Linked DNA regions of Homo sapiens: region 1 is linked to region 2. Evidence: chromatin loops called from intact Hi-C (ENCODE). Cell type or tissue: OCI-LY7. All regions are shown on one strand. Links, peaks and the distances in the headings refer to the core of each region. The heading gives the core; the rest is flanking DNA. Region 1 overlaps BICD1 (BICD cargo adaptor 1). Region 2 overlaps BICD1 (BICD cargo adaptor 1).

Region 1 (12,428 bases), core at 1,611-9,610, 130 kb before region 2:
GAAGGGAGTATTTAACATTCCACATTAAGGATGTAATAATCAAGGGATCTTTTATCTCAAGTGCTATCTGGTCTGGGCCAGGAACAATAAAATAGGAAGGAAGTTAATCTATAACAAAAGGTCAGTAATTAAGGTCATGGTCTGTCACTCCCCACTCAGTCTCCCAGTCAACCTTCTTCAGGGCCTAACATCTTTCAGAAGCCCCAAATAGACGAACTGTGCATTTTCTTTCACAAAATCAAAGAGATAAGCGCCTCATTTTGGGGGCCTCCAAACTGGGGAGAGGGCTGGAAGCACTGTGGAAACAGAACTAAGGGGCCATAGCCTCCAGCTCTGAGCGAAGTCTCATCTGGTTCAAAGAAAGGACACTAATTCAGGGAGAAAATGGAGTGTTTGTAGGATGAGAACATGCTTTCTTTCCTTGGAGACTAAGTTCCACATAGGGGCTCCAAGTCTGGCTCCCTTCCCCCAGCCCTGGGAAAGAATTTTGGAAAGTGTGAGCATCTTCTTTTGGTGCCTAATTGCCTGGGGGTCATACAGCCTGGAGCTGCTCTGTTGAGGACAGCGCATGGTGGCTTCCGGCTGGCCAGCGGCTGCTCTCTATGTTGTTCCTTGAAGACCCCACTGAACACACTTCACACACAGGGTCCCTTTCAGTTTGCAGAGAAGAGAAGCCTTTATACGGAGCAAGGTCCCATCAGAAGGCCTTTCAAAGATATACAAAGGCCAATGATGTATTTTTGCCTGCCCTGAATTTCAATTAGCATCTTAGGCAATAAACCTGAAAATGACTAATTGAGAAAATGTCTGTGTTTAGTTTGTGGGTCAAGGCCAATGAAATATTATAAAATACATATTCAGAATCAATACCAGCCAAATGAATTCAGTGTGTATGGGTGGTGTTTCACTTTTTAAAAAATCTTATCATAGTTTTACGTAAAAACTTGTAATAATTGCCTTTTTGTCTTACCTGTTTAACATTTTAGTGACTTGAATAATGAGATTAAAACAAGTTCTTATTCACCATTTAATTAATCAAAGTATGTGTGAGATATCTTTAATTCTTCAGTGGTACCTCACTTAATCAGTTCCACCCATAACAAACTTTTTCTTCTTTTACTTGTTTTTATTAGGACCTGGTGTCTACAACAACGAAACTTTTATACTTTCAGTAAAGCTAACATTCTCCAGAAAAAATGAAACTGATCGACTTTTAAAATGTGAATTTTCCAGTAAGCCAAGACTGCTTTTTGTAAAGAATCAGCTATAATACGAATATAGTACCATTAGATTCAGATTTTGGAGATACATCTTATTATATTATTTTATTACTATTCATATACCATATTAAAATGTTTTCTTCATCATTATTTTAGTCTCTCTCATTAACAGATAGAGAAGATAAAACTAAATAATAATAATTTTTTTTTTTTTTTTTAGAGGGAGTCTGGCTTTGTCGCTCAGGCTGGAGAGCAGTGGTGCCATCTTGGCTCACTGCAACATCCGCCTCCTGGGTTCAGCAATTCTCCTGCCTCGGCCTCCCGAGTAGCTGGGACTATAGGTACGTGCCACCACGCCTGGCTAATTTTTTTATTGTTAGTAGAGATGGGGTTTTGCTACGTTGGCCAGGCTGGGCCCAAACTCATGTGATCTGTCTACCTCGGCCTTCCAAAGTGCTGGGATTACAAGCGTGAGCCACCCTGCTCAGCCCGATATGATAATTGTGAATGATCATATGTGTGGGACCCGAGATATTACCAGGCCAAAACAAACCAATTTTAAGCAAACATAAAATTAAGCCATATTTTAAAAACTGAAAGCAACAATTTTAGCATATATTCCTAATGGGTGATCGACCAGTGTCTCAGCCATCAGGTTTATAATGGCATCAGAAAGCAAGTTATAACCCAGAGAACTTAAAATTTCATCTATAAAACTGTTGGGAATACTACAATGATTCCTTAAATATTTACCTATCTTTTTGATTTTAGCATTTCTTACTAAAATCATTTCTCTAATTCTCTTCCTTTTGGATAAAAGCAAATTTGCAAGTTGTTAAGTACAGACTAGTAAAAATGCTTTTTTGCATATGGAGAATTACTGTTAAAGTTCTCACTTAATAGTTCCTATACAGTACTTAGGCCTGAGGAAGAATATGCTCTAAGTTTTCACAATGTAAGAAAGTAATTCACATTAAAGAAACAAAACTCTATCATCAAAGTTTTGGAGGACAATATTCATATTACTTTAATAAAAATCACTGAAACATTTATTTTAAGTTCAAAATATTCATGTGCCTATTTCCAATATTATCTTTTAAACAAATCTATCTTTCTAACTTGTCATTCAGTATTAATATATACTACTATTTAAATCTGATGACATTAATTCTTGGGAAAATAAAAAAAAAATAATGCAGCTGTGGGCACATTATTGACAACAAAGTTTCTCAAAATGTGGTCCCAGAACCAGCAGTATCAACATCACATGGGAACTTGGAAAAAAGCAAATTCTCAAGTCCCATCCCAGACCTACAAATCAAAAACTTCAGCAATCTGTATTAAACTCCTCTGATTCACACTACAGTTTGACAAGTAGTCCAAAGAAGAAAAATCCACTTGCAACGGTTGAAGCTCATCCAGAAAACAGATGCTCATAAGTAGGTTGGCTTATGAGCTATTCAATGTCCAGAAATTAGATACAATAATAATTATTAACTTTTTGTCAATGGGTGAAAATTCCACCTTATTTTATTTTCATTTCATTTATTTATTTTTATTGTCACCCAGGCTGGAGTGCAGTGGCGCGATCTTGGCTCACTGCAACCTCCGCCTCCTGGGTTCAAGTGATTCTTCTGCCTCAGCCTCCCAAGTAGCTGGGATTACAGGCACTCACCACCTCACCTGGCTAATTTTTGTATTTTTAGTAGAGACGGGGTTTCGCCATGTTGGCTAAGCTGGTCTTGAATTCCTGACCTCAAGTGATCCACCTGCCTTGGCCTCCCAAAGCGCTAAGATTACAGGCATGAGCGACCGTGCCCAGCTCAAAATTCCATCTTATTTTTACAAGCTTCTAATTTCTTGCTTGCTGTGGCACTGACTTTTGAATGAAGTTGCTTATCCAATGATGTATTTCTTTTTTACGATGGGCAGTTGAACATGGACCAATGACGTATTTTTTATTTTGTTTTCTCCGAGAGAAGTTGCACATCTGTTCATATCTGGGGCTCAGTGTCCATAGTACCCTGATGGGCAGGAATGCAGGCACTCTCCATCCTGGCGCATCCCTTCTCTTCGAAGGAAGAAAAACAACTTCTGTTGACATTGGTTGTACTCATTGTCCTTTGAACAAGACAAACAACCCTTGCAAATGGGATGTGATACATAACTAGCTCAAACTGGACTTGTCAAACTGTCCAGCAATTAAAAATAAATAATGGTAAATAAAAATAAATAGGATAGGCTGGGTGCAGTGGCTCACACCTGTAATCCCAGTGCTTTGGGACACTGAGGTGGGAGGAAGGCCAGGAGTTTGAGGCCAGTCTGGGCTACACAGTAAGACACCATTTCTTCAAAAAAAACACTTTTTAAATTAGCCAGAAGTGATGGCCCATGCCTGTAGTCCCAGTGACTCAGGAGGCTGCGGCGGATCACTTGAGCCCAGGAGTTAGAGGGTGTAGTGAGCCATGATTGTGCCACTGCACTCCAGCCTGGGCAACAGAGTTAGACCCTGTCTCTAAAAAAACTTATTTTAAAAAGGATAGTCAGACAATGAAACAAAATAGAGAGCCTAGAAACAGATTCACTGGTAATAAAAGTTAATTAACAACAAAAATGTCATTGCAGATCAGTGGGGGAAAGATGGGTTAGAAGAAAATATACCAGAACATATTTATCACTTTGCAGCAGAGAATTTCTTAAATAAGAAACAAAAAAATAGCTTAATAAGGATTGATAAATTTAACTACATTAAAATTCCATACTTCTGTTCATTCAAACATCATTTACAATAAAGTAAATGAAAAGACCAGCCTCTAACTAGGAATAGATATTTCTCACACATATACTAATTGACAAAGATTTATATTTAGTATGGATTCACCCAGCAACTATTTACTGAGTACTTGTTCTCTGCCACACACTATTATAAGTGCTAGGGATACAGTAGTAATTAAAATACAAAACAAAAAAACTACAAAGATCTCTGCTTTCTTGAACTCACAAGAAATAGTTTAAAAGAGACCTAATCAATAAGTAAATTATGTAGTTTATTTAATTACAGTTCATTGTATACACTGTGTACATATGCAGGGATCCAGAAGGAGAAAGTTTGAAAGGCTAGGGATAAGATGTCTAGGAAAGAGGCAAATGGATAGACACATAGTAGTATCAGGTGTGTGATCTTTCGATTGCATGGTAACACCTATCAGAGAGCATTTACCAAGGAAGAGACACTAAACAATGAGATAGACAGAATGATGTGCATGACATGTCAGCCTCTGTCATCAGCCACTCCTGTGCTGGCACCATGGAACCATGAGCGTAATGGGGACTGTCAGTACATAACAGAAGTCAAACCTCAGAGCCAGGGTTCTGGGGGCAGGGCTCTAATTCCCACAAGGAGGAATGGTTTCTTACTAGAATGTGACTGAGGTATTATTCATTAACTTCGTGCTCATTCTAAATTTTTTTTTTTTTTTTGAGACAGAGTCTCATTCTATTGCCCAGGCTAGAGTGCGGTGACGTGATCTTGGCTCACTGCAACCTCCATCTCCTGGGTTCAAGTGATTCTTCTGCCTCAGCCTCCCGAGTAGCTGGGATTATAGGCATGCACCACCACGCCTGGCTATTTTTTTATATTTTTGGTAGAGACAGGGTTTCACCATGTTGGCCAGGCTGGTCTCGAACTCCTGACCTCAAGTGATCCACCCGCCTTGGCCTCCCAAAGTGCTGGGGCTCATTCTAAATTCTATCTTAGCTGTCATTATCTTCCATTTGAGACCATGCATTTTGCCAAAATAACTTTTAGATGATGCGGTTTAAGATGATTTTTTGGCAGTTTGCTTTTAGATGATGTTGTGGCAGCTCACATGAAGGAGTTTCCAAGAGTTAGGTCCTAATTAAAGAGGAAATGAATTTTTAGAATGTGGCCTGTTATCATATTTCCAGCACTATTACTGATAGTCGCTATATTGAAAAGGAAAGCCCCTGTTACATAATTGACAATGACCACATTTTAGTAAAATTTGAAATTTCCAGAAAATATAATTTCTAGTGTTTCTAAGACAAGAAAATTCTCCAGTAGATACAATGCATCTTTCTGATGAAATGACTCCCGTTCCCCTCCTTCCACCATTGCTGCAGGTTTCTATTAAAATAGACAGTCTATGTATGATAGAACTACAGGGCTATGACCTAGGAAGAGGAAGTGACTGCACAGAAATGACCTAAATAGAAATCGTGTCTGTGCTTAGATGAGGAAGTCTGTATATATCACTATTAAAAGTTTAAACAAATTTGTGAGAAGCAATGAAAGTCTCTATAGACTATGGATATAAAAATGGATGCACAAATAAATGGAGAGAGATGACACGCTTATTCATCATGCTGCCTAACAAGCCGTGAGACAGATGTGTAATTGGGGCAGAGAACAGTGTACATTCTTTATACTTTAGAATTCTCTTCTCCATTCTAATTTATGTAAGCTGGAAGTGAAGATAGAAGAGTCTGTTCTTGAGTTAAACTGCCGACCAAGACTGAAAATTTGTCCAGCAGAAGCTCTTCAACACAGAAAAATTATACTGTAATTTTCTTTTCTTTTTGTCTTTTTTTTTTTTTTTAAATAGGATCTCGCTGTGTCACCTAGGCTGAATGCAGTGGCACAATTATAGCTCACTGTAACCGCGAACTCTTGGGCTCAAGGGATTGATCATCCTGCCTCAGCTTCCCAAGTAGCTGAGACTAGAGGCATGCGACACTGTGCCTAATTTTTACTTTTTTTTTTTTTTTTTCTGTAGAAACGGGGTCTCACTATGTTTCCCAGGCTGATCTTAAAATCTTGGCCTCAAGGGATCCTCCCGCCTCAGCCTCCCAAAGTTCTGGGATTACAGGTGTGAGCCATCGTGCCCAACCCTGTAATTCTTAACAAAAGAACCAACTGAATTGATGTGAAAGTCTTAGTTTATAGTTACCTTATACATTTTTCTCCTTTAACCAAGACATTCGCATGGGAACTGCTTCTAGCCATGATGAAGTAAGAAAGGACTTAGCTTTTTATTGTGAGCAATTAGAGAACTGAACGAAGTACAGGAAGCAGCTGTTTTCAGACTGAACACGAGGCCTTGTAAGACTAATCTCTGTTAGAGGGGAAACAGATGGGATGAGCATGAGAAACACCTGGGCCTTCTGCTTGGAGGCAATGTATAAACTGCAAGTGCAAGAAGGGGAAACCCAGAGACCCCAGAGGCCTCGTGGAGGTAAGGAGAGGGGGCTCTGAGTTCAGAAGGCTAAGGCAGCTGGAAGTTGCAGAGTAGAATTCTGGAAAGGAGCGACCAGCACAGAAAAATAACTCCAGGAATCTGCATAAGGATTTGCTTAAGCCCTTTCTGTGTACAAGGTCGCACATGCCTATTCTGCAAAACATCACGCAAAATGCAGCAGTTACAAAGAAACAGGACAAGGTCTCTGCCTCTTAGGGGCTAAAATATAGTGAAGAATTTCACACTGGTAATAATTTCCTTTTTGCTCTGACATCTTAAAAATTCTATTTAGGCTGGGCATGGTGGCTCACACCTGTAATCCCAGCATTTTGGGAGGCCAAGGTAGGTGGATCACTTGAGGTTAGGAGTTTGAGACCAGCCTGGCCAACAATGGTGAAACCCCATCTCTACTAAAAATACAAAAATTAGGAGGGTGTGGTGGCACGTGCCTGTAGTCCCAGCTACTTGGGAGGCTGAGGCAGGAGAATTGCTTGGACCCAGGAGGCAGAGGTTGCAGTGAGCTGACATCATGCCACTGCACTCCAGCCTGGGCGACACAGCAAGACACTGTCTTAAAAAAAAAATTCTATTTAATTTCTAAAAACATTTTTTACTGTAACAAATGTTAGAATGTTATCAATTCTATATGTATTTTTTATGGAGAAGGTATTGTAAACATATAGCCAATCATTCATTCCTTTTAGTAGTTCAACAAATACTCACTGAGTGCACACAATATGCAAGAAATTGTGTAGATGCCGGGATTTTAAAAAGGATAGGATCTTGCCTCTTCCTCAGAGTTTATAATTTAGTTGAGGAGATATACTTAAGAGCTAATAACAATATTTAAGATTTATTGAATCCGTACATGCAAGTAATGTTCTAAGTATTTAGTACATAATAATTCATTTACTCCTCACAACAGCATTGTGAGATAGGTATTAATATCACAATTTTATAGACAAATAAATTGAAGCACACAGAGATTATGTAAATTTGCTTAATGATTTGCATTCTGTAAGTGGCAGAGCCAGGATCTGAAGCCTTGCAATCTGACTCTAAAACAGCTGCTATTAAATATTAGTGTATGGTGCTTTAAAAAATGAACTACTCTACTTGCAGATGTTTTGTGGTAAAAAAAATTTTAAAGAATTTTTTAATGAACTACTACTCATCAAGCATTTATTGGAGGCCCTACCCATGCAAAGCACTCTGCTAGACAGCAAGACTTAAATACGTGTAGAACAATCCCTCGCTTCAAGAAAACTATAGTCCGCATATGATTAACTTAAAATGATTATTATGGATTAATATTTGAAAACATCCATAATATATCACATGACTCCTGCAGGAAAAATATGCATTCTGAGTCTCAATTTACTTATGAATGAACTTTTGGAGTACCTTATTGCCAGGTGAGAACTGGCTCTATGATGTGTTGCAAATAATTATTTAGCATGCATTCTTTTATTTGTTAATACTTGAAACATGTTCTCACATTCTTTTCTGTAATACTTTTTTTTTTTTTTTCTTTTTGGGATGGAGTCTCACTGTCACCCAGGCTGGAGTGCAGTGGCGTGATCTTGGCTCACTGCAACCTCTGCCTCCCGGGCTCAACCAGTTCTCTGCCTCAGCCTCCCGAGTAGCTGGGATTACAGGTGCCCACCACCACACCTGGCCAATTTTTGTATTTTTAGTACAGGCAGGGTTTCACCATCTTGGCGAGAGTGGTCTTGAACTCCTGACCTCGTGATCCACCCGCCTCGGCCTCCCAAAGTGCTGGGATTATAGGCGTGAGCCACCATGCCTGGCCTTTTCTTATTTTAAAATGTTCACCAATCATGAAATAGAAGTCCTTTGGTGCTGTATGGTCACCCATTGTCTCAGTTTCCTAGGGCTGCTGTTATAAATTACCACAAACTTAGTGGCTTTTTTGTTTGATTTTGAGACCGGCTCTCACTCTGTTGCCCAGGCTGGAGTGCAGTGGCCAGATCATAGCTCACTACAGCCTTGGCTGCCCGGGCTCAGGTGATCCTCTCTCCGAAGTAGCTGGGACTACAGGCGTGCACCACCACACCTGGCTAATTTTTTTTTTTTCAATAGAGACGAGATTTCACCATGTTGGCCAGGCTGGTCTCAAACTCCTGAGCTCAAGCGATCCGCCCACCTTGGCCTTTCAAAGTGCTGGGATTACAGGCGTGAGCCACCACTCACAGCCTAAATTTGGTGGTTTAAACAGCAGAGTTTGTTCTCTCACAGTTCTGGAGGCCAGACACTTGAAATTAAGGTGCTGGCAGGGGCCATGCACCTTCAGAAAGCTCCTGCTTCTGGTGCCCCTGGCATTCCTTGTCTTATGGCAGCAGAATTCCAATCTCTGTCTCTGTCTTCACATGGCCACCTTCTCCTTTGCTGTCTCTTATAAGGATACTTGTCATTGGCTTTAAGGCTCACTGTAACCCAGGAGATGGACTCATCTCTAGATCCTTATCTTAATTACATTGGCAAAGACCCTTATTCCAAATAAGTCACATTCTGAGGGACCAAGGGTTAGTATGTGTGGAGCTCTGTGGTGTATCTTTTGGGGGCCACTATGCAATCTACTATACTCACCTTATTTATTCTTATTTTTTGTCATTTTGCTAATGTGAAGGGTGGCAGGTGTCTGAAAGGAACGGATGGTGAAGACATCAGGGAGGGACTTGCTAGTACCAGGGATGGGGCTGGAGAAGGAAATGGGAGACTGAATAGGGAAAGCAGGAAGTAGAAGACTCAGATTATAGAGTAGCCAAGGACTCTCCAATTTCAGGCTCAGATGTAGACACAAGATCAAGAGCAGAGTGGCCAAAAAAAGAGACAGAATTAAGAAAAAGCCAATGTCAAGGCAATGGGGAGGGTTTGAAGACAGTGCTCACGGATTCTGGTAATGAGCTGCATTTGCACTGTGATAAAAGTTTAAGGACATTTATAGGTAATGCACATAAAGCATATAACAAGCATAAATAACCTTGTTATATAAACCCACGACTTAAAATGGGGTCACGTTTAATAGTAACAACCCATATATTACTGGGTCTTGCCCCTGTCAGGTACTGTAACATCTCTATCCAAGTATGCACTCACCTCACCCCACAATTATTTCTGAGAGCTCCCATGAGTTGTCTTCCTGGACTCACAAACATGGCCTGTCAAGGCATTCGCCATTTCCTTCCTCTCCTGCTTCAACCCTTTCTGGTAAAATCCACTTTTGGGTCTCTGCTGCCCCCTAACTGGCACAAGGGGGCCTCACTACTGTCTCTGATGGCCCCAGTGAGCTCCTTTCTGCCAAGTTCCACCAGGCCTTGCTACCTGATTTTGCTGGGTACACCTGCTGCCAACACCACTTCAGTAGTAGAATCTCTTCCAGGAAACAACACCACAAAGGTGGTGGAATCCTCCAGCATCAAAATGGCACTGGTCCTCAAAATGCAATTCACTGAATTCCATGAAAATATGACAATACGGTTTTCCTTCCCTATAATATCACCTTTTTCCACTGGAGTTTATAGCAATGCTGCTTGTGTCTTAGTGGGCGGCAGACTTTCACTTATTGTCTTCACATCCCCATACACTGTCCCTACAATGTGATGCAGACATCCATTCTATATGCATACGAACACCAGTGAGAGCCCACAAAGACCTGAGCAGAAGGGCACATCCAACTGACCAACAAGCACTAAGCCGGAACAGCCCTAGGGCAATTGATGAATTTCTGGGTCAAGGGAAGAAAAGAAGAAATAGGAAGGGTAAAACACAGGAAGAGGTAATTACTATTCATCGTCTGTGCATCTAGGAGAAATTTTTGTAAGTTTTGGATGAGTTCCCTAGCACAGGGTCTGGCACATGGGTCATCCATAAGTATTTGTTAAATGATCAGTGAGATGGAGGAATCAATCCTGTGAAATCATGAGCTTGGGCCTCCTTCGGTAACAAAGTCCCCATGACCATCCTCATCATCTGAGAACTCTCCTTCCTGTACAACAGGACTCACTTTCATTTGCCCTTGATTGCCTAGCCCAGTCAGGAAACTGAGATTCTCCGAATCAGTGGCATATTCGCCTACAAGGCTATTTTTATTGAAATAGGAAATCAGACAAGGGAAAAGTCAGCGGGGAAACTGCCAGATATTCAAGCAGTTTAAGTTTTAAGACCCTTGGGCAAAACCAGTAATTGCCCAGGTTTAAGTGAAGGGAAGCAGATGCTGCTCACCCACACAGTGAATTGTCCTGAAACCCTAAAGGGCTTAGACAGGAATCCAGGCTAGAAAACTAACCAATAGCATTTAGAGGAGAAACAGACAAGTAACATGATAGACAACCATGTTTTCAACCTATGGGCTATGACCCAGAAGTGGTTTGTGAAATCAATTTAGGGAGTTGATTCCAGCATTAAAAAAAAAAAAAAAGTACTAGAATACAATAGGATAGAATAGAACAGACAATTTCAATGAGTAATGGTAAGCACTGTTTCCTTGATGTATTTTACTTTGGAATGTATATGTATATGCATATCTATACCTATATATGAATGCAGACACACACACATGCATGCGAGTCCTTGGTAGCAATGTAAAATGTATTGTTTATTGTGAGCTACGTAAAAAATGTTTGAAAGGCACTGCTGCAGAGAAGACAGGCAGATACAGTCATGGAAAACCAGAGAGTGCACATCCCACCAGAAGGGCAGCTACAACTCAGTTCCAAATGATTCTTGCTATAGCTTAGGATTTCCAAAAGAAGCCAGAAATCTGCATCTTTGTTAAATGTCATAATTTTTAAACGTTGGCAACCAGTTCAACAAAACAAAAGAAAAAAAGTGAGGCTGGGCGTGGTGGCTCATGCCTGCAATCCCAACACTTTGGGAGGCGGAGGCGGGTGGATCATCTGAGGTGGGGAGTTCGAGACCAGCCTGATCAACATGAAGAAATCCTGTCTCTACTAAAAATACAAAAATTAGCTGGGCGTGGTGGTGCATGCCTGTAATCCCAGCTACTTGGGAGGCTGAGGCAGGAGAATCACTTGAACCCGGGAGGCAGAGGTTGTGGTGAGCCAAGATCAAGCCACTGCATTCCAGCCTGGGCAATAAGAGCAAAACTCCATCTCAAAAAAAAAAAAAAAAAGTGTGTAGTGTATATATATGTGTTGACAACAGCCCACAGACACACAGCTTGTTTTCTCTATCCTACAGTAATACTCTTATAAGCCTACTCTGCAGAAAGATGTTACTGATCATTCTCTTGTTCACAAATATTGACTGCCTCTTCCTACAAGCCCTTGCCTTTAGATTATATAATCCACTCACTAACATCAGTCTTGGACATCTGATCTCCTTTGGCCAATGAAATGTGAGTGTAAGTGAAGTGTGTGCCACTTCTGAGCCAAAGTTCTAAGAACTTGTGTGTGGCCCATTGTGTTGCCATCTCTCCTTTCTCTCTGCCTGGAGACCAGCAATGCCCCATATTGAGGCTGTCCCTTCACAGAAGCTGCCAGAATGATGCTGATGTGGAGCAGACCCACTGACTGTTGGAAATAGACATGCAGCAAGAACAAGAGTTAAACCTTGCCTTAAGCTACTGAGATTCTCAAGTCATGTGTCACTGTTAGGATAACCAAGCCTCAGTCCACTGATACATTGCTTTACATAGATCGTAATCAATCTTATTAAGTAATTTTTCCAATAATCCTTTATTTATTTGTGGGTGGAGGATTACCCAGGTGCCAAGGCAAGAAACTGAAGGCACAAACTGTTTCAGTGTAATAAAGAAAACAGTTAGAATAGTTATAATACAAATTAGATATAGAGATGATCGTGGACATTATTAATCATTAACTTTTAATATTACTCTTTGTTGTGTTACTAATATAACCAAGGAATAACGGCGGGTATAGGGTCAGGTGCTGAAGGGACATTGTGA
Region 2 (12,428 bases), core at 2,916-10,915:
TTTTCTTAAGGGTACTGTACAGTTAGGCTGCCCTGGAACCATTCTGTCTCTTTGAGTTTCCTTCTCTACTCTGAACTTTAAGTGTCTATTTTCTTATTTTCTAGTTCATAGAAGACATTTCACTATCACAACTGTGTATTTACTGCCCACATTAACTAAATTATTGTGTACTTATTCATGTTTCTAGAAAACTTGAAAAAGATTTTTTAAAATTATCAACATAAAAACTCTGAAGGAGCCTTGAAGATGTTTTTAAAAAATTAAGTGAGCAGTTGAGGTAAATAATGAATGATTTTACAATCACAGATCATTTAACTTTAAAATAGCATAAAAATTCTTCTTAGTAAATCGTAACTAACAAGAAGAAGGAAATATAATGGTCGATAATTAATCAAATATCCAAAATGACGGCTAAGGGAAAAAAATCCACCACCGCCACCTGAACGACCTTTCAGTGAAATGAGCGTTGTGGATTTTAGAATTCAGAATTCTCTGTTCTTGTTCCTGTGAGTCTCTCAATCTAGCTGCTTTCCAGTCCTAATATTACTTGGCCTGTCTGGCAACATTGGTCTCTCTTGTTCTTGAAAGCTTCCCACAGCCGGGCACAGTGGCTCATATATGTAATCCCAGCACTTTGGGAAGCTGAGGCAGGAGGATCACTTGAGTTCAAGATTAGCCTGGGCAACATAGGGAGGTCCCATGTCTACAAAAATTAAAACATTAGCTGGGCATGGTGGCTCACACCTATGGTCTTAGCTCCTCGGGAGGCTAAGGTGAGAGGATCACCTAAGCCTGGGGAGGTCGAGGCTGCAGTGAGCTATGATCATACCACTACATTCCAGCCTGGGTGACAGAGCAAGACTGTCTCAAAAAAGAAAAAGGAAGAAGAAGGAGGAGGAAGGAGGAAGAAGGAAGAAGAAGAGAAAGAAGAAGAAGAGGAGGAGGAGGAAGAAGAAGAGGAAGGAGAAGGAGGAGGAGAAGGAAGGAAGGAAGGGAGGGAGGGAGGGAGGGAGGGAGGAAAGGAGGAAGGGAGAAAGAGAAGCAGAAGGAGAAGAAGAAATAAGAAAGCTTCCACGCTGGTTTCCATGAGCCACTCGGTAATCCTCCTCATCACTGCTCTCTGGCCACACTTCGTGGGCTCTGTCACTGCGTGCCCTTCCTCTGTCTGCTCTGAGGCCTGGCACTCCCTAGGTCTCCATCTGTACCTCTTTTCCTTCTTCCTCTACTTAATCTCATTCACTCCTGTGACTTTAAGAACTACTTAAATACAATGATTTGAAACCAGACAAAATGCATAAGCACAGCATAACACACATTAATAGTCCCTTGTTGTTCATTTTCTTGCTTTTCATTAGTCATCCTGAGATTCAGAAGTATATTTCCACCTGCCTACCAGCACCTCCACTTGACCATAGTTCCCTTTAACTCTTTAACTTCATCTGCTCAAAACACTTTTTTAAAACATCTCAAATCTCTTCTCCCATGATCTCTATCTGAGCTCATGATATCACCATCCACCTGCTTCCCCAAGCCCAAGCTTTGGAAGCCACAGTGAATGTGAGGCACTATTGGCTAACATGTAACAGTGACCATGTGACAGTAATTGTTAACAGTGTGCAAGAGAAAACTGTAAGGCTGGCTGCTAAATATGCCTGATAAATAACTGTCAACTTAACGCTGGTAGTATGATTAGGAAGAAGAGTGAAAGGGAAGAATAATTGGGTTCTGAGAGAGCCTTTGTTCATATGTATATGTCATTTCTAATTATAAATATGGAAATTTGATTAATTCTGTTTTTCCCACTCAACTCTAAGTTCTATAAGAGCTGGACCCATCCCTGTTTTGCTCATCACTGCATGCCCAGCACCTAATATAGTGCCTCACATATAGTAGATGCTCAGTAAACACTTGGTTCCAATTCCCTATGACCAAAGCTGACAATTCAGACTGATAAAGACAAACATTATATGAATTATTTATGTACAAGAATTAGTGTATCTATAAATGTATTGTCATGATGTACAAATATACAGAAAATAGAAATCTGCTGTCTTCTGGCATTTTGTCCTTTTCCTTAAAATCCTGCATTTACAAAAATAATATTCACTCCAGCCTTAAAATAAACTGAAAGACTTCCTCTCCCTAACCCCTCATCTGATCATCAAATTCTATCAACTTGGTCCTCTAAAATTCAGCTCAAAAACTGCTATCTCTGTGTAAAGTTATTGGCTATGTTCCAAATGCATTCTGCATATTGTCATGTATAATAGTAACATATTGTAATTATTTTAGTGTCTCCTCCTTCCTTCCCTCTTCCAAGTCCAGGAGCTACTTAAAGATTTTCAGGATCTCTTGTGCAATAACTGGGCTGAACATAGTACCTGATAACTAATTGACAGTCAATACATCACAAGTCAAAAGAAAAAAGAAATAGGATTTGGGAACACAAACATAGGATTTTGACAGCCACAATGAATTCTTTCATTCTTCCTACTCTGCACCTGTCTGTGGCCTTTTCCTCTACCATGTTCTGTCACATCCACATCATTATCTCGTGTCACAGAGCCTTCCCTGTGACTTCTGTGATGTATGGCTATGGGCATGGAATGGATGTACTTAACATTATGGCTTTTTTATTCTTTCTTCCTATTTATTCTGTCCCTTATCAGAAGCAAAGACCACAACATGTAGAAGTCTAATACAAAGTGCTGAAATATGCAAAGATAATATATGCACAGGGGTGCTGATTAAAACATTGACAAAAATGAAAGAATGTTGCTTTCAAGACACTCAGGTCTCTTTCTATACCTAAGTATATTATTCAACCATCAGAAAAGAACCAACTCCTTCCTAGATAAGAGACAACAGCACTTGCCCCTACCCATACTAATGCCACGGCTATTTGTCCATCAAAGTAAATGAATGGCTTTGTATTTGAATAGAAAAGAGGGGCACTCTGAGCTCTGAGGTGACAGATAATGCACTGATCAGTCACTCTCCAGTGGGGGTATCAGAAAAGTGAGGAAGAGAAAGTGATTCTGAGTAGTTTGGATTAATATTTGAATCTCAATCTTTATGAAAGAAATAGGAGCTTAACTTGCTATATAAAAGGTTTCAGTAGATAATAGATTTTTTGACATTGTTATGCAAGTAGATAGAATATTAACCTGCCTGGATTAATGAAAGCAATTACTAAGTGCTGTTACTATAAGTGGAATAGTTTCACTGTATCACATGTCCTGGTGATTCTTCATTTAGCCCAGATGATGCCAGGGGCTATTTGACAAAATGTTTCGTATATCTAAGAAGACATATTTTGCTGGTTTAAACCATAATCTTTGACATTTGTACCCACTGTGGATTTATGCCTCTTGTACACTCATTACAATTTAAGCAGAAACATTTTTCATGAGCAGAAAAGGAAAAATCTTAGATTTCATTAGCGAAAAAGCCACTGTCCCTACTGTCCTATTGTGATATGCTAATATTCACCCTGGAAAGAATAATTTAAGAACTCAAGCCTCTATATATGCAATTCAACTACTGTAGATTCAAAGATGGTCACAATAATTTATATACTCAAAGTTATGAAGGGTTAAAGAACTAATTATGAAAGACAATTTTTGTCCTTCTTCCCTACATAGGGAAAAATTTCTTAAAGACACAAAAATACATAACAAAGAGAAAAATTAATAAATTCAATTACATTCACCAAATTGAGAATTTTATCAAAGGACACCACAAAAAGAGTAAACTGCAGAGATGAAGATATTTGCAACACATACAAAGAATAAAGGACTAGGGGCCAGAATATATATTATACAAAGAACTCCTATAGATCATTTTGAAAAGACAGGTAACATTTGAAATGGCTGAAGACTTAAACAGGCATTTCATAAATTAGGAAATCGAAATAAAAATATGAAAAATTGCTCAAGCTTATTAGTAACTAGGGATAATGCAAATTATAAGTACCATAGGATACCATTATACACCCATCAGTTGAGCCAAATGTTAAAATCTGACAATATCCAATGATGGTGAGAATAGAGAATTCTCATACACTGCTGGAAGGTAAATAAATTGGTATGATCGCTTTGGAAAATACAGGCAGGTTGAAGATTGGCAATTCTACACCACCGTGATCACGCTCATAGAAATTCGCAAACATGTTCACCAGGCTATATGTACAACAGGTGCAGAGCAGCACTATTCATAATAGCCCAAACAATGAAAGCAAGTCAAAACCCATCAACTAAAAAATGGATAAACTGTGGTACAATCATACAATGGGATACTATACCATAACAAAATGAAATAACTAGCACTGTGTACAACAACCTGGAGAATCTCACACACACACAAAAAAAAATGTTAAATGAAAGAAAAAGCATTAAATAATATATGCAATATTATTCCATTCATGTAAAGTTCAAAAAGCAGACAAAAACTAAATTATGTGTGATAAAACTATAAAAGAAAATTAAGTAAATTATTACAACAAGTTGTGGACAATGGTTGTCTGGGACAGAGAAAGCTACGATGGAGAAGGGCACAAATGGAGATTGTGCGGTGCTTATGATATTCTATTTCCTTCATCTGGGTGGTGGCTACATGAATAGCAGGTTTATATTATTTGTTAAACTGTATATTCATGTTTGTGCACTTTTTCTGTATATATGGTATATTTCCCACAGGATGTTTTTCAGAAAGGTTATATAGACATATGAGACTAGATGGTCTGGTAAAAGAATGACAGGTGATAGACAAAAGGCAAACAAAAAATATAATCAGGAGGTAATAAGTGCTATGAAGAAAAGAAAAGCAGGATAGGGGAATAGGTTGAGAAGAGAGAACTATTTAACGGCTTGTAGCACCAGGATCTCCATAGTTAAGCCTCATGGAGTGCCACTGTGAACACAGCAAAGGCAATGCAAATTGAATGCACAATGAAGTTTCAAATTGTGCTGCATGCAAGATTTCATAAAGTCCACAAGAGATGGCTCCAACAACATCAAAAGTCCCTGACAGATAAAGATCTGGCAGCATTAGACTGTCAACAATTGAAGAAAAGAAAATAAGAAAAGCTGTCTATATTTTGGGTGCTTCATGAGAGAATAATCTTAATGATGAAATTTTTTTAAGGCTTAGAAAACTAATGAAGCCCTCAAATATGGTGTGAGATCTCTTTATAAGAATGCTGCAAGAGTCAGATGTGAAGCGAAGGCTGTTGTAATATGCCTTTTTTATAGAAAAACAATCATGCTATAAATAACAATAAAGCATTTTTAATTTGAAAAATTAGTTGACTGCTATTTTTATCTAGATAGATAGACCAATAGATAGATAGATAGATAGATAGATAGATAGATAGGATAGATAGGTGGGGTTTTTTGTTTTTTTTTTTTTTTTTTTTTTTTTTAGACAGAGTCTCACTCTTTTGCCCAGGCTGGAAGTGTGGTGACACGATCTCAGCTCACTGCAACCTCTGCCTCCCAGGTTCAAGCGATTCTCCTGTCTCAGCCTCCCCAGTAGCTCAGAGTACAGGCGCCTGCCACCACACCTGGCTAATTTTTGTATTTTTAATAGAGACGGGGTTTCACCATGTTGGCCAGGCTGGTCTCGAACTCCTGACCTCTAGTGACCCGCCCACCTTGGCCTCCTAAAGTGCTGGGATTACAGGCCTGAGCCATCACGCCAGGCTGTCAATAAACTTTTATGTTGACATACTTCAATAGAGTTTCAGTCAATCCCTCTTTTCCCTCCCTAATTTTTCCTATTTGAAAAGAATCCGCTCTCTCCTGTTTTGTTCAGCAAAATGTAAAACATTGATAAGATTTATACCTTTTTGAAAAAAATAGACTATGGTTGAGCCCATACATTCGATGAACATTTGTTCGTCACCTACTATGTGCTAGGCTCTGGGGAGAAACAAAAACAAATGAAACAAGAATCACCAAGACTCAAGAAGCTTACAACGAACGGCGAATAAAAAGGCTAGAAAACCACTGGCTTCGGGAATCTGTGGTAAGTGCTATTCAAAATGGGTGTCCAGGCCAGGCGCGGTGGCTCACGCCTGTAATCCCAGCACTTTGGGAGGCTGAGGCGGATGGATCATTTAAGGTTAGGGGTTTGAGACCAGCCTGGCCAACATGGTGAAACCCCACCTCTACTAAAAATAGAAAAATTAGCTGGGCGTAGTGGCGGGCGCCTGTACTCCGAGCTACTCGGGAGGCTGAGGCAGGAGAATCGCTTGAACCCAGGAGGTGGAGGGTGCAGTGAGCCGAGATTGCACCACTGCACTCCAGCCTGGGCGACAGAGCAAGACTCCGCTCAAAAACAAAACAAAACAAAAAGTGTGTCCAAAGGAAGGGCCTCTAAATCAGATTTCTCATGGGGCATTAGAAATATAGAATTTTGTTTTTGCCATATTTTTCATACAATCTTAGCTTAATAACAAAAACACAAATTAGTCACAGGCAGTCATCAGGACAAAAAAAAATCAGAAATATAAATTCTGAATAAGCTATAAACTAGATAACAAGGCCTTGAATAATTCCATTTTCTTAACTTTAAGTTGATATCTAATAAGACAGGAGTGCAACATCGAAACGCTGTCTTGTTTGAATTATAAATCTTCACTTTAAAGCGGCAGATGGAGCGCCTTATGTTCACAGAAAGCAAGCCAAGGGCTCAGAAAAGGTAACCACTCCGCCAAAGGGAAAGACACAAAACAGAAAACATGGCTCTGAACTTATATGCCCTCGAAGGGTTAACAGATGCCTGAATTTGTGAGAATTTTACAGAATTAGAATGGAACTAGTACAAAGTCCTCCAATGTGTTTTCCTTTCTGGGTCATGCAAACACGTACGTTCTACGGAAGATTTCAAGTACAACAAAAAAATCCGGGTTTCCCATCACAGAACCTAAGTCGCCGCATTTCCTCTGGTGTATAACATGTTGTTGATGCAGTTATTGTCCTTTGTTTTTTTTTTAGCTCTGTTTCCTTAAATGCCAAAACTACACACACGAAGTATGTAATACGAACACTGTGACAATGAGGAGATGCAAGTAACATTTTATTCACCTGAAGAAACTAAACCCCAACATTTTGCTTTTTGTCTACAGACACAGTTCCTGTAAACACAGAATCAAATACGGTGCGCGTAGAAAATAAAAAGATCCTCCCACACTATGGCACTTCCTTCAATGGAGGCTACTCGGGAGGCTGAGGCAGCGAATTGCTTGAACCCGGGAGGCGGGGTTGCATTGAGCTGAGATTGCGCCACTGCACTCCAGCCTGGGCGACAGAGCGAGACTCCGTATCAAAAAACAAACAAAACAACAACAACAACAACAAACAAGATGTTGTATTCTTGACATTTAGGCATTTTCTAAAATATTACATTTTTTATAAAATTTCTCTGCCATGGAAAAAAAATCCACCTTTGCCAGAGCAAAGGAAGCCAGTGAAAGAAGTAATTCATTGGGAGTATAATTATAAGCATTTAGCATTGTTTTGAACATGAGAAAAAGGCAAGCTTTCATCTAACAGATTTTCATAATCTCAAGAAATAATTCATCTGCCATTTATTTTCAGGGAAATGTGGTGCTTCTTGGAAGAAGCCCAGAGGATCCTGCTGTTAAACCAAGACCCATGCAGGAAAAAAAAATTATCCACTCCACAATAACATGGCAGGTAACACAAAGGCAGTGGTACTTCTCCAGCCGGGAGAGGCCCCCTCAAAACAGGAACTCCTGCCGGCTGACTTAATTACAGCACAGCAAGGGAATCCACTACAAAGGCAGGAGCCACTGAACAGAGAGCTGCTGAGATCCGTCCTCGGTACACGGACAGATGGTTCTGCTGCTTCTCGGCTGGTATAAGACCTTATAGAAGACTCTGAAAACTGAAACACGCCAACAAGTTTTCTGTTACCAGTATTTTTTTTTTAACTCTGTGCCCAGGCCAGGAGCGGTGGCTCACGCCTGTAATCTCAGCGCTTTGGGAGGCCGAGGCGGGCGGATCGCGAGGTCAGGGGTTTGAGCATCCTGGCCAACATGGTGAAACCCCGTCTTTACTAAAAATACAAAAATCAGCTGGGCGTGGTGGCGCTTGTCTGTAGTCCCAGCTACTTGGGAGGCTAAGGCACGAGGAATCGCTCGAACCCAGGAAGAGGAGGTTGCAGTGAGCCGAGATTGCACCACTGCGCTCCAGCCTGGCGACAGAGCGAGACTCCGTCTCAAACAAACAAATAAACAAAAAAACCCTTTGTGCCCACCGTATGCTAGCGTAAAAGTAATCTGAATTTGAAAGTCAATCAGCAAGTATTTACTGAGCGACGTGTAAGGGATAAGGAAAAGGTCTAAAGCAGCTTATCTAGTTTAGGGACATGGATTAAACTCTGATTTAATTTTAGGGCTTTTGACTTTTTCATCATCACACACAGACACACACAAACACACACACACAAAATTAGAGGAGAGGCCATGAAAGCACTGCCTTGAAAATTCTCAGACAAATTTACAGAAACAGAGTGAGTCCATGTAAGAAACCTGACCTTATACACAGGGACGATGCACTGAAACCTGTTTCACAGCAAAGGGAACTGAAAGTTTCTAAAGCAGTCACCACAGCAGCCACGTGGCTTAGAACACAAAACAGACAGCCCCCTAAATTATGAAGTCATACACACAGCTGCTAAATAACAGCACTGAGTAAACTCTATCTTGTAAAAAATGTTTAAACAAAATGAAAATTTAACTACAAACATTATTTATGGAATTAATATACATGCAAATTTTCTGCATGCAAACTCTACCTTCCTGGTCACTTTGAAGGATATAAATTAATCAAAATCACAAAATTCTTCAATCTTATGTAAGAATGTACAATAATGCCACTGAAGCAATTTAGAACTTACAATGCCCATAGCATAGAATCTATTATATATAGATATCTAATTATATCTATCTAAACACATACATATACAGATGCTCCTCAACTGATGATGAGATTATGTCCTAGTAAACCCATCATAGTTTGAAAAATATCATAAGTCAAAAATACATTTAATACGCCTAACCTATCAAATACAGCTTACTTAGCCTCACCTACCTTAAACATGCTCAAAACACTTACATTAGCCTATATTTGGGCAAAAATCACCTAACACAAAGCCTATTTAAAGTAAAGTGTTGAATAGCTCATGTAATTTGTTGACTGGTGTACTGAAAGTGAAAAACAGAATAGACGTGTGGGCACCCAAAATATGGTTTATATAAAGTCAAAAAATTATAAAGTCAAAAAATAATTATAAAGTCAAAAAATCATTAAGATGAACCATCGTTAAGTCAGGGACCATCTGCATACATATATAAATACATACACATACATATTCCTATTTAATACTGATATCAACTCTATAAACTAAAAATGCACAGCTTGGTGAGTCTGAATGAGTTAATATATTTAAAGCACTTGGAGAACTTCTATCAATACAAGCTTTGAAGTCACACTGCCTGACTGAGATTTTGGTTCCATCGCTAGACAAATTAATTTATCTGTGCTGCAATTTTCTCATCTATGTAAGTGGAAATAATAATAAAAGCCTCTACTTCATAGGCTAATGAGGCATATGCTATCTGGCATATTAAATATCTAGCACAATACCCAGTATGTGGTAGGCAATGAACACAAGCGAGCTATTTTTAAACTTTATATATTTGGCCAGGCACGGTGGCTCACGCCTGTAATCTCAGCACTTTGGGAGGCCAAGGCAGGCGGATTGCCTAAGCTCAGGAGTCCGAGACCAGCTTGGCCAACATAGCAAAACCCTGTCCCTACTAAAAACACCAAAAATTAACCAGGCATGGTGATGCGTGCCTGTAATCCCAGCTACTTGGGAGACTGAGGCAGGAGAATCGCTTGAACCTGGGAGGCGGAGGTTGCAGTGAACTGAGATCGCGCCACTGCACTCCAGCCTAGGAGACAGAAGGAGACTCTGTCTCAAAAAAAAAAAAGTTTTTATATTTGGCCTCCAGTAATGGAGGCCTTTTTACAAAGGGAATCCGAATTAAAACTTGGGTCTCCTGATAAATTTGAGAATACTTTCTACAGCCATGCTGCTGGGAACCATACAAAGGAGGCATTTAATCAAACTGATACGACTAAGTATTATTATGATACAGTAGCAAAAAGTAACAATGGTTGCACATGATGACACTAAATGCCAAAATCTTTACATGATGTCAGAAGATAAGGTCAAGTGCTCCTTCAGAACATATGCCCTACAACACGTTACCTTGTTCTTTTCTGCTATGATTCTCTTTGTAAAAAGTTATATATCTGAGTAATAAATTGCTACACTAAGTATCTGAGAGTACTGCTTTGGGTCACAAAAGCAAAATAATTTGCTTATAAAAACAATTAACCTTAGGCCAGGTGCGGTGGCTCATGCCTGTAATCCCAGCACTTTGAAAGGCCGAGGCAGGCTGATCACTTGAGGCCAGGAGTTCAAGACCAGCCTGGCAAACACGGCAAAACCCTGTCTCTACTAAAAATACAAAAATCAACCAGGTGTGGTGGCGCATGCCTGTAATCCCAGCTACTCAGGTGGCTGGGGCACAAGAATTTCTTGAACCCAGGCAGTGTAGGCTGCAGTGAGCTGAAATCACACCACTGCAATCCAGTCTGGGCAACAGAGCGAGACACTGTCTCAAACAAAACAAAAACAAAAACAACAACAACAAAAAAACCTAACTTAAAAATACTAAATATTCAGTGAAAACTAGAGTCATGCTAAACCAAAACAGTGTTTTAGCTCCAGGTATTAATGGCCACTTCTGGAGCCATAAGCAAAGCTGATAATATAGCTCCTAAATAAAGAACTGGAATATGGTTGGCAAAGAATCACCTTCTTAATTTCTTAAGAATGTTCAACTCTGGCACAAAGTGGACAAGGTGAGTATGGGTGAATATCCTTCTAGAGAGATAAGACTAGAAGACTGAGGATCTACAGAAGGGGATGCCCAGTTATTCTCTCTCCCCCTACTCTCGAAACTCACTCATTAATTCATGTATTTATCAAAATGGCATGTCAATACCCTGAGCAGCCACTCAGGACAGGACTCCTGCATTGCTACAATACCGATCCCCCAGCCTCTCCTCTGCCCCTCAACCTGCCTTAGCTGCTGTCATTTTATCTACACTGGACAGGACCTGTCCATTTCCTGTCTTCCTTCCAATTATGTTTGTCCATGTCTGGACCTGGCTGGTTGTTCCCTGCAGCCCCTTGCTGGTTACCTTACTCTGACAGTGATGCAGCCAGAGGCACTAAAGGGTTAGCCCAAGGGCCCCAGCCCTGCATTTGGCCCATGAAGGGGCTTACGATCCTCGTTTTCTGGGTTTGGGTGATGTTAGAGGAAAGTGCCCCAGCCCAGCACCATTCCTTTTTGCTTCTGGTTTGGAGCTCTAGACCACAGCCTTAGTTCTGGTCAGTTGTTAAGTAATTATTTAACAGTGTGACGTTCAGACCTGCATGACATCTATACAGTGTCCAGTAAAGAAAGAGAAAGCCATGGTCCCTACCTTCAAAAAAGAAAAAATGCCACGTAGGTGCTTGGTGATACAAAGTTGAGTAAGACACACATAATCTGGTGGAGGAAACAGACCTGAAAATCAATAATCACAGAACAGTGGAACATTATAGTTGCCTCAGTCTTTACAGGGGAACACAGAGGAGCACCAGCTAAAGAATGTGTACTTTGGACAAAGTTATATGCCAGGTACTCCTATATATATGATCTAATACAAAAATAAACATCAGTCCTATACTGTTAGATGAAGAAATAGGTTCCAAGATTTAAGAGGCAGAACTGAGAATGCAAGTCCTGCGCTATCATCCTCCACACGCCTCTCCTTTGTCCCTCTCCACCTTCCTTCCCCCTTTATTTTCCTTTCCTAGAAGGGAAGGAGGGTGTCAGCATCTCAATCAAAAGTCAAAACTCACATGTCAACAGGTAAGTGACAGATGATGTAAATGAGGGAAGAACAGAGATAGTGAGATAACTCAGATGAGATGGAATGGTGGGGACTCTGGTGAATTAGAGATTCACGCTCTTTCTAAAAGAAAGGTGAAGGTTCATGCCTGTAATTCCAGCACTTTGGGATGTAAAGGCAGAAGATCGCTTGAGGCAAGGAATTTGAGACCAGGCCAGCCAATATAGTGAAGTGTTGTCTCTACAATAAATTTAAAAATTAGCCAGGTGTGGTGATGCACACCTGTAGTCCCAGGTACTCAGGAGGCTGAGATGTAAGGATCACTTAAACCCAGCAGGTCTAGGCTGCAGTGAGCTGTGTTTGTCTCACTGCACTCCAGCCTAGGTGACAGCGCAAGAGACCCTGTCTCAAAAAAAAAAAAAAAAA

Evidence for each region. Peaks named below come from ENCODE experiments on the same cell type or tissue, not always from the same donor. Only the 100,000 strongest peaks of a DNase experiment are listed, where the experiment ranks them.
Region 1: it touches region 2 in a loop (4-fold over the local background); 3 of 110 quality-filtered maps call a loop at or near these places.

Annotation. Positions count from the first base shown.
Region 1 is chr12:32,259,130-32,271,557 of GRCh38, reverse strand. The region is part of intron 2 of BICD1 (BICD cargo adaptor 1); the gene reads right to left. Among named protein-coding and RNA genes, the nearest start is that of FGD4, 130 kb to the left of the region's middle. RefSeq lists a silencer at 1-96 and enhancers at 5,345-5,454, 6,369-6,418, 6,459-6,508. In OCI-LY7, for the core only: no CTCF peak of the experiment used is centred there; DNase peaks (open chromatin) are centred at 5,427, 5,897 and 6,347; H3K4me3 peaks cover 3,508 bases; H3K27ac peaks cover 7,748 bases.
Region 2 is chr12:32,135,400-32,147,827 of GRCh38, reverse strand. The region is part of intron 1 of BICD1 (BICD cargo adaptor 1); the gene reads right to left. Among named protein-coding and RNA genes, the nearest start is that of BICD1-AS1, 34 kb to the right of the region's middle. RefSeq lists enhancers at 1,052-1,121, 7,833-7,882. In OCI-LY7, for the core only: CTCF peaks have their summits at 7,617 and 7,830; DNase peaks (open chromatin) are centred at 7,817, 8,097, 8,617 and 10,507; H3K4me3 peaks cover 4,220 bases; H3K27ac peaks cover 4,589 bases.